Regions from separate parts of the Homo sapiens genome. Here all the other regions are linked to region 2. Evidence: read pairs that join two places in POLR2A ChIA-PET (ENCODE). Cell type or tissue: CD4-positive, alpha-beta T cell. All regions are shown on one strand. Region 1 has its middle 66 kb from the start of MXI1. Region 2 overlaps MXI1 (MAX interactor 1, dimerization protein). Region 3 overlaps ADD3 (adducin 3).

Region 1 (2,500 bases), 70 kb after region 2:
GGGACTCACTGGGCACCAAGCCAAGCCTGTCCCCAGGCCAGTCCTGACCTTGTCTTGGCTCTGAGCACTGCCTGGCTTCTGGAATTCTGAGCAGTATTGTGTACCTCAGTTCTGATAACAGGATTCCCATCTGTCATTTTCCTTCTATCCGAGTTCCTGTCTTGAGGAACTGCTAACTATACCCAGGCCCCTTAAGCCTGAGGTCCTGCCATGATCTTGCCATTACCCCACAGGAAGTAGAGGAAGCGCTGCTCTTAGAGCTAAGCCTGTGGCTGGCACTCCTACACATGCTACTGGGCTTCTGCCATCCTGCTTTCTTACTCCAGAATCCTGACTGGGACTCCCACTTCCCTGATGCAGACCATTTACCAGACTACGCTTTTGGCCGATGGCTATGTTCTCGAGGCTCCATGTTTCACTGGCTGGGCTGGGCTTCCTACTAGCTCTCCAGCTCAAGCTGTTCCCCCAGTGCCTGACTTTGCTCAGTGAGTGGGTAGAATTCCTGAGCTTGCCCCACCCAGCCTGCCCTGTTCCTCTGCAGTTAATTGACCCATGCTCAGCTTGGCTTTGGCAAGTACATGTGCATATACCCTTGCTCAATATTAACTTAAAGGTCAAAATGGAGACACACGACCATACCTACATATCAAAAAATTTCATATTTTGAAAATATGTTCTAAAGTAAAACACTATTTTAAAAATAATTTAAAAACAAAACATCTCAATTACCACACAGGATATTTTAAATTAAATAATTTAAAAGGCTTAAGATACCCAAACATCCGGGTGCAGTGAGTCTTACCCCTCCCCGCGATGTGGACCAGTAGATAATATTTGGGATACAGTCTTGGTTATCCTAATAGCCTCAAATGACCTTTATTTCAGTTGAAACAATTGAAGCCAACATTTCCAAAACAGAAATCAGGTAGGAAGAAATGTTGAACTTTAACTCCTTAGTCCAGCAAACACCTTTGGAAGAGACTGCCTGTGCATGCCAACAAGCTGGCTGTATCTACATGTTCTCTCATAAAACTAGGAGCTCATCTACTCTGAAGTCAAAGTCTAGCAAGCCAGTTGCCACTGAATCCAACCTCTACAGCATTACTCAACAGGAAAGGGGTGAGTTATAGCACGCAACAACTACTTCCTCCCTAGCTCCTGCTTAGTGAAAATCTTCAGAAGCTATTGCTTTTGGAAAAAAAAAAAAAAACAATTAGTTTAGATCTTGACTGTCTATGAAAGAAAATGGTCTTCAAGGAAGGACAGAACACAGCCAGAAAACCATTGAGAAGAGTCTAGCAGAACTGTAGCTCCAGGTCCAGGCTGGGGACTGTCACTATATTTGTTTTATAAACCCAGAAAAGATAAGTCAGGAGTACCAGAGGGAAATCCAAAAGAGCCTGCCCTTTTTTTGAGATGGAGTCTCGCTCTGTTGCCAGGCTGGAGTGCAGTGGCACAGTCTCGGCTCACTGCAACCTCTGCCTCCCAGGTTCAAGCGATTCTCCTGCCTCAGCCTCCCGAGTAGCTGGGACTACAGGCGTGCACCACCATGCCCAGCTAATTTTTGTATCTTTAGTAGAGAGGGGGTTTCACCATGCTGGCCAGGATGGTCTCAATTCCCTGACTTCGTGATCCGCCCGCCTCGGCCTCCCAATGTGCTGGGATTACTTGGGCCCGGCTGAGTCTGCCTCTTAAGGCCTGCATTTTGCTGGGTGCAGTGGCTCATGCCTGTAATTCCAGCACTTTGGGAGGCCAAAGCAGGTGGATCAACTGCCAGGAGTTCCAGACCAGCCTGGCCAATACGGTGAAAACTTGTCTCTACTAAAAATACAAAAAATTAACTGGGCGTGGTGGTGGGCAACTGTAATCCCAGCTACTTGGGAGACAGGCGGGAGAATTGCTTGAACCTGGGAAGCGGAGGTTGCAGTGAGCCGAGATCATGCCACTGCACTCCAGCCTGGGCGCGACAGAGTGAGACTGTCTCAAAGAAAAAAATAATAATAAAGCCTGCATTTTATAACTGTACTACTTCCTAATTTCCATCCCTATCTGCTAGGATATGTTATATTGCTTTGGGAAATCCAAGTTTTTCTCAAAAATTTCAAGTCTAAATATCAATCTGAAGGGACACTGTTTGGTCTAAGAAGTCCAATTAACACTCTGCAATGGTCTTTCTATAGGGCTGACATATTTACCAGCTTTTTGAGTGCGAGTCTAATATAGACAATGAGGAAAATCTTGCCTATAAGTCCTTTCATCTGGTGCTGCAAGTTTGTACTACATATTGATTCTGCCATTTCATAAACACTTTTTAAAAAATCCTAGAGTTTCTTAGAAATCTAATATTCTTCAATACACGTTCAAATTAGATGAATAAAACCAATGCTATTAAAGCATGTTGTTCAGCAAGGAACGAGTATTTTGCCTCGTGACAGCAGTCATATAGCACTGGAGAGGTTTTCTTACCATCAGAAGCAAGGTCAGGACCGACTCTGGAGAA
Region 2 (2,500 bases):
TCTAAGTCTTGAAGAGAAGGTAGGATACAGATATCCCTAGGGGAGTAAGAGAATGAAAGCATTCTAGACAGTGGAAGAGTCTAAGTCGAGCACAGAGGTTCGACTGTGAAGCCTGCTTGCTGGTGGATCTGCTGTACAGACACAGAGGTTTCAGGGCAAGGAAGAGGAGATTAAGTCAGAAGGCAGGGTGGGGCCAAATGACACCACACAACAGCAGCTTCCTCTACCAGGAGGAACAGGCTGTTTCTTGGGCTGTCCGTGCCCCTAGGAAAGCACCCCACCCTCAAACCCAGGTGATCCACTCCAAGGAGCCTTATGGCTTTCTACTCTCATCTGATCGTCCTTCCCTATCTTAAGTGTTGCCTCCAAAGCAACCTCCTCCAGACACTAGGAAGCCCATTTCTCTCCTCCAGACCTTACCTGCTCTCACAGCTTGTTTCACTTACCTGCCAGTCGGCTCTTATGCACATAACATCCCTTTATGGATCTGTTCTTCTCTTTTAGTTTTAACCTTTTCCAAGATCTTTTTCTACTTATTAGTCAGTCCTTAATTCCCACCCTTCCACTGGACTCAAAATGCATATAGGTGATGATGTCAGAGATTATTTACATATAATTTCTGAATTTGTGGTAATAGGATCACAGCCTTCATGATTAATATTTCTGGAGGCCTTCAATTTGTGATCCGTAGAGATTCACATCAGTTGGAGTTTTGGGAGAATGTACCTGCCTTTCCTAGGGAATCCCCCCTGCCTTGCACACAGCAGACAGTCAACAATGTGACTTAATTTGAACCCCTCCTCCAAGAAAACTCAACCTCTCCACTGGAAGTAATTCAGCCATGTGGCCACAACTTGGTGAACACTACCAGTACGGAAACCTCAACAAGGGAACGAAAAGCAGTTCTGGCTACGATGGAAAATAAGGCAAGCTCCTGCCAAGTAAGTACTTCGCAAACAGCAGTAAAAACGGAACGTGTTAACTCGTGACCAGGGTCCACCATGCATCTCAGAAAGGTCTCACCGAACCCGAAATGGAGAATCGGGGCCCGACACTCATCTCCGGACAGAAGAGCGTCCCTTTAAGAAGAGACTGGACCAGCTGGCCGCACTACAGCTCCCAGAGATTTCCTGGCTTGCAGCCTGGCTCCACCCCCCACCCAGCCTCCGGCCCCAGCAACGCGTGACGTCAGAAGAGGCTGGAGCTGCCGATTGGCTGAACGACGCAGCTAGGTCAAGTCCAGTCGGAGGAAAGAAGTTTGTCTCCATGTGGAAACCATGTGTCTCTAGCTGGGAGGGGGAGGAGGAGAAGGCGGAGAAACCGAGATCAAGTGATTATAGGGGAACTCGCTGAAATGAAGGCGGGGAGGTTGTGCACCTGAGTCGGCCAACGATGCCCTTTTGCAGTAGTGACCGAAAAAAAAAAAAAAAAAGACGTACACAACAAACTACCCAACCCCACCCCCAATAATAACTACTAAAAAGCTAGGGTCCCTGCTTCCTTCCAGAAACCAGGGACCCGGTAGATGCTGGAATCCTATCGGAACGCCCAGATCCCTCTCCCTCCCCCAACGACTGAATGATGTAAGCGTTTCGGAAAGCAGAGCTCTGGAGCAAAACAAGCCCCGCGCGCGCCGAGCGACCCGCAGTGCCCGAGCCGGGCGCACGCACGACCCGCCCCCCGACTCGCGTTATTGCTGTGCACACGCGGATTGCCGTGACGCGCGGGCATTGTGTGCAGCGAGCAGAAAACAACGACGAGCGCCGCCAGCGCGAAGAAGCGCCCCCCATAAAACGAGGCAGATGTAGGGCCCGCCGTTTTCCGTACCCAGAGACCTAGACCGGGCAGGAGGAGGGGAGGAGAGGGGGTGGGATAAAGTGGCCCCCGTGGACCGCTTCTCTTTGCAAGGGGGATAACAGAGGGCCTGGCGGATGGTCGCACGGAGTTTGCCGGAGGTCACCCCAGCCTGTTCGAGCTGTTGGGGACGGGGCGAGGGCCTGGAGCGGGGTCTCTGCAGCCAAACTGGGCACGGCGCGGCGCCCCAAGCTCTCGGGGAAATCTGGGGGCCGTTGGCATCACGTCATTTAGAGCCAAACAGCAGCGGCGAAAAGAAGCAAGAGAGCTAAAAATACTCCCGCCGGGAGCCGGCCGGAGGAGGGGGGCTGCGGGGCCGAGGGACTTATTACGCACATGAAGTTGACTTAGACTTGGGTGCTAAGGTTCCAAACCCCTCTCGGGGGCTGGCAGATTTGCAGGGCGGACGCCTCGGGCGATGGGCTGGGAGGAAGCCCCTCGGCTTCACCAGCCTCTGGAGCCCGGTTACGCCGCCACGGGCCCGCCCCGCGCGGGGCAGCCCAAGCCCGGCGCGCCCGGCTCTCTGCTTACGTGACTGGTGGCCACGCCGGAGCCCCGGCACGGGGTAAACAACGAGGTGGCGGCGGCCAGGGCGGCGGGGTGGGGGGTGGGGGGTGGGGCAGGGGGAGGTCTCCGATTGTCTGCG
Region 3 (2,500 bases), 130 kb after region 2:
AAGAAGTCTTAGTTCAAAAAGGATGACACAATGTCACCCCTGCAAGCCTTACAGAAATTAGCCATTTTCAACATTCAGATTTGATTTCAACAGAGGCAGTTATTCAGTTTGCTTGCACCAAATGAGTGTCTACCCAAAGTGTACACATGACCACACACCAGAGAGTATAGATAACACAAAGCACAGCCTCTCTCTCTCTACATGCCCACTTCAGTCAGTGAATAATTAAACACTCCAAAGGCATTTAAAACTCAGGTACAAAGAGAAACTCAGTGTGTGAGGGGGAAAAAAGATCAGACAGACCCCCAGTTGCGAAAAAAAAAATTGCTGAACATGGACCTCAATGAACAACAATAATTCTCCTATAGTTCAACTCACCATTCACGTCACAAACTCTAGAAAGAACACAGAAGCACGGAACTGATGAGGCATGGAACAGAACTTTGGGCTGCAGCCTGCCCCAACTCTTCTGACAAATACCCAACAGCAACAGGACAAAGCATCATTATGACAGAAATAAAAGGCTCTTTAGAAGCTGCCTTTTTTTTAATTCAATGAACCCACTCTTACACACAAAGTTCATGTCACGATGTCTCGAAATACAGTATTGCCAGATTATGCTATTAATGGGTCCAATAAATTCAGTACAAAACACTGCTTCAAGCATTTTCAAGTTAAATAACTAGCACATTTGGGAGAATACTATTTGCCTTCATTTGAACAGTCAGTGTCATCCCCAAAATCGTTAAAAATAACAATTCAGTAAACTGTTTAAGAAAGAGAAAGAAAAAAAAAAGCAGACAAGTGAACTAAAAGAAAAAAAACTTAGTGGAGTGATAAAGCCAGAGGCTCCTCCCAAAGAAGAATATTGCATGTTACTAGCAGCTGGCACAAAGCTTAACCATCTATCTTATCTGTGTTTCCCCTTAAGCTGTGAGCAATCAGTATTACAATAGACAATCCATTACTTACAAAAAAATTGAAGTGCTGTACATTTCTTAAGCTGGTTTTTGTGTGGCAATTCTGTTGCAATACTGCCCTAACAATGAACTTTGTTTTAAAGAGCAAGATATCCACACTCAATGTGGTTAGAGCAAGGGTGGAGCTCACTCTGGGGGAAACAACACACCCAGGCAGACTTCAGTGAGAGCAAACTGCACATTAATATTGCCACACATTTTTCAGAGCCTTGGAGTCACAATTAATTCATTAGTCCTCCTAAAAAAGTGGGGGAGAGTTCATGTTTGTAGATCAGCTTTCCTGCCTTGAAGTAAAATGTATTCTCATTTCTTGTTTGTGAAGAAAGTAAAGATAAAATGCAAGACAGATCACACAGTTCAACCAACAGAATGTTAGATGGAAGTAGAGTACTATAAAGGAAGTCCAACCATGCCAACTTCTAAGTTTAGCAACAGCAGCTTTTACATATCTCAAGGTGTCAGAAGCATTGCTCATTCTAAAACATTACTTCAGCCTGTTTCTGGAGGTCCTGACCATGAACACAAATTACCTCTTTCTCTCCTCACCAGTGCTCTAGTTCTCCTAGCAATACACAAACAATAAAAACGTTTTATTATCAACTAGCAATAGTTCCCTTCAAAATAAGATTTATTTTGAATTTATGGAGTTGCTCTGGTAGAATATTGAAATGTACATGTAAAAAAGAAAATTATTTATTATGCATACCATACTTTAAAAAATTTTATACTCACCCACTTTTTCAATAATTTTGTAGGAATTTTATTTTAAAAAGTTTTCCACAGTATGTATAAATACTGTACAAATATCTTTAATAGGATCTAAAATAATTTATCAGTTATTGAAACTATTAACAAACATCTGATACTTATTCAAGTGATTTTAACCAATACTGTTTTCTGTATACGCATATTCAGAAACACAACCAAGAGTTATTTTTAATTGAATTCCTATAATCATAAAATTAAAGTTTGAGTAAAATAAGCATATAAAAAACTATGTAATTGTTTACATAGAATTTAAAATGAACAATGGAAAAGGATTTGAGAGAACACCAGGAAAATATTATTTTTAATGATGCATGTTGTCATGTTACTCTAGCCAAGAGCTACTCTCTCACATTGGAACAATAATTCAGTCTGGAGTATTGAACATTTCAATATTTTGAGAGATGGCCTAGAACATCCTCTCTCAGGACCCTAGTGAGGGGCTGTTGATTGATCTTGCCTTTGTTGGATTATGAGGTCACTCTTGCCACATGATAAATTAACCATTCCAACATACTCTTCTCATAGTCTAACAGCATGATTTATTTTTTCAACCATCTATGTAATTATCAATCACCTGCTGCTATCTCTTGGCTCTTCCTCATCTCCCCCCTCAAACTAACAATTCAAAGTTACCAGTTGGTTATTATAGTAGAAGAATCCTGTCTTGATACTTTTTGGATTTGCACTGGCAGAATGTGTTTTCAAGCCAAACTTCACTTTCACAGCTGCAAAGGAAATGACAAGAGAAGAAA

What was found. ChIA-PET counts read pairs that join two places held together with the same protein. Peaks named below come from ENCODE experiments on the same cell type or tissue, not always from the same donor. Only the 100,000 strongest peaks of a DNase experiment are listed, where the experiment ranks them.
Region 1: POLR2A ChIA-PET joins it to region 2 with 20 read pairs; 25 of 35 experiments call an interaction of 5 or more read pairs at or near these places.
Region 3: POLR2A ChIA-PET joins it to region 2 with 16 read pairs; 11 of 35 experiments call an interaction of 5 or more read pairs at or near these places.

Annotation. Positions count from the first base shown.
Region 1 is chr10:110,139,940-110,142,439 of GRCh38, reverse strand. No RefSeq gene overlaps it. Among named protein-coding and RNA genes, the nearest start is that of MXI1, 66 kb to the left of the region's middle. In CD4-positive, alpha-beta T cell, no CTCF peak of the experiment used is centred here; a DNase peak (open chromatin) is centred at 1,099.
Region 2 is chr10:110,210,006-110,212,505 of GRCh38, reverse strand. The region is part of intron 1 of MXI1 (MAX interactor 1, dimerization protein); the gene reads right to left. Among named protein-coding and RNA genes, the nearest start is that of MXI1, 3.7 kb to the right of the region's middle. RefSeq lists enhancers at 871-1,090, 1,377-2,355 and silencers at 1,931-2,283, 2,111-2,370, 2,461-2,500. In CD4-positive, alpha-beta T cell, no CTCF peak of the experiment used is centred here; DNase peaks (open chromatin) are centred at 195, 1,235 and 1,655; H3K4me3 peaks cover 2,500 bases; H3K27ac peaks cover 2,350 bases.
Region 3 is chr10:110,075,591-110,078,090 of GRCh38, reverse strand. The region is part of intron 1 of ADD3 (adducin 3); the gene reads right to left. Among named protein-coding and RNA genes, the nearest start is that of ADD3-AS1, 68 kb to the right of the region's middle. In CD4-positive, alpha-beta T cell, no CTCF peak of the experiment used is centred here; DNase peaks (open chromatin) are centred at 430 and 1,050; H3K4me3 peaks cover 1,603 bases; H3K27ac peaks cover 2,291 bases.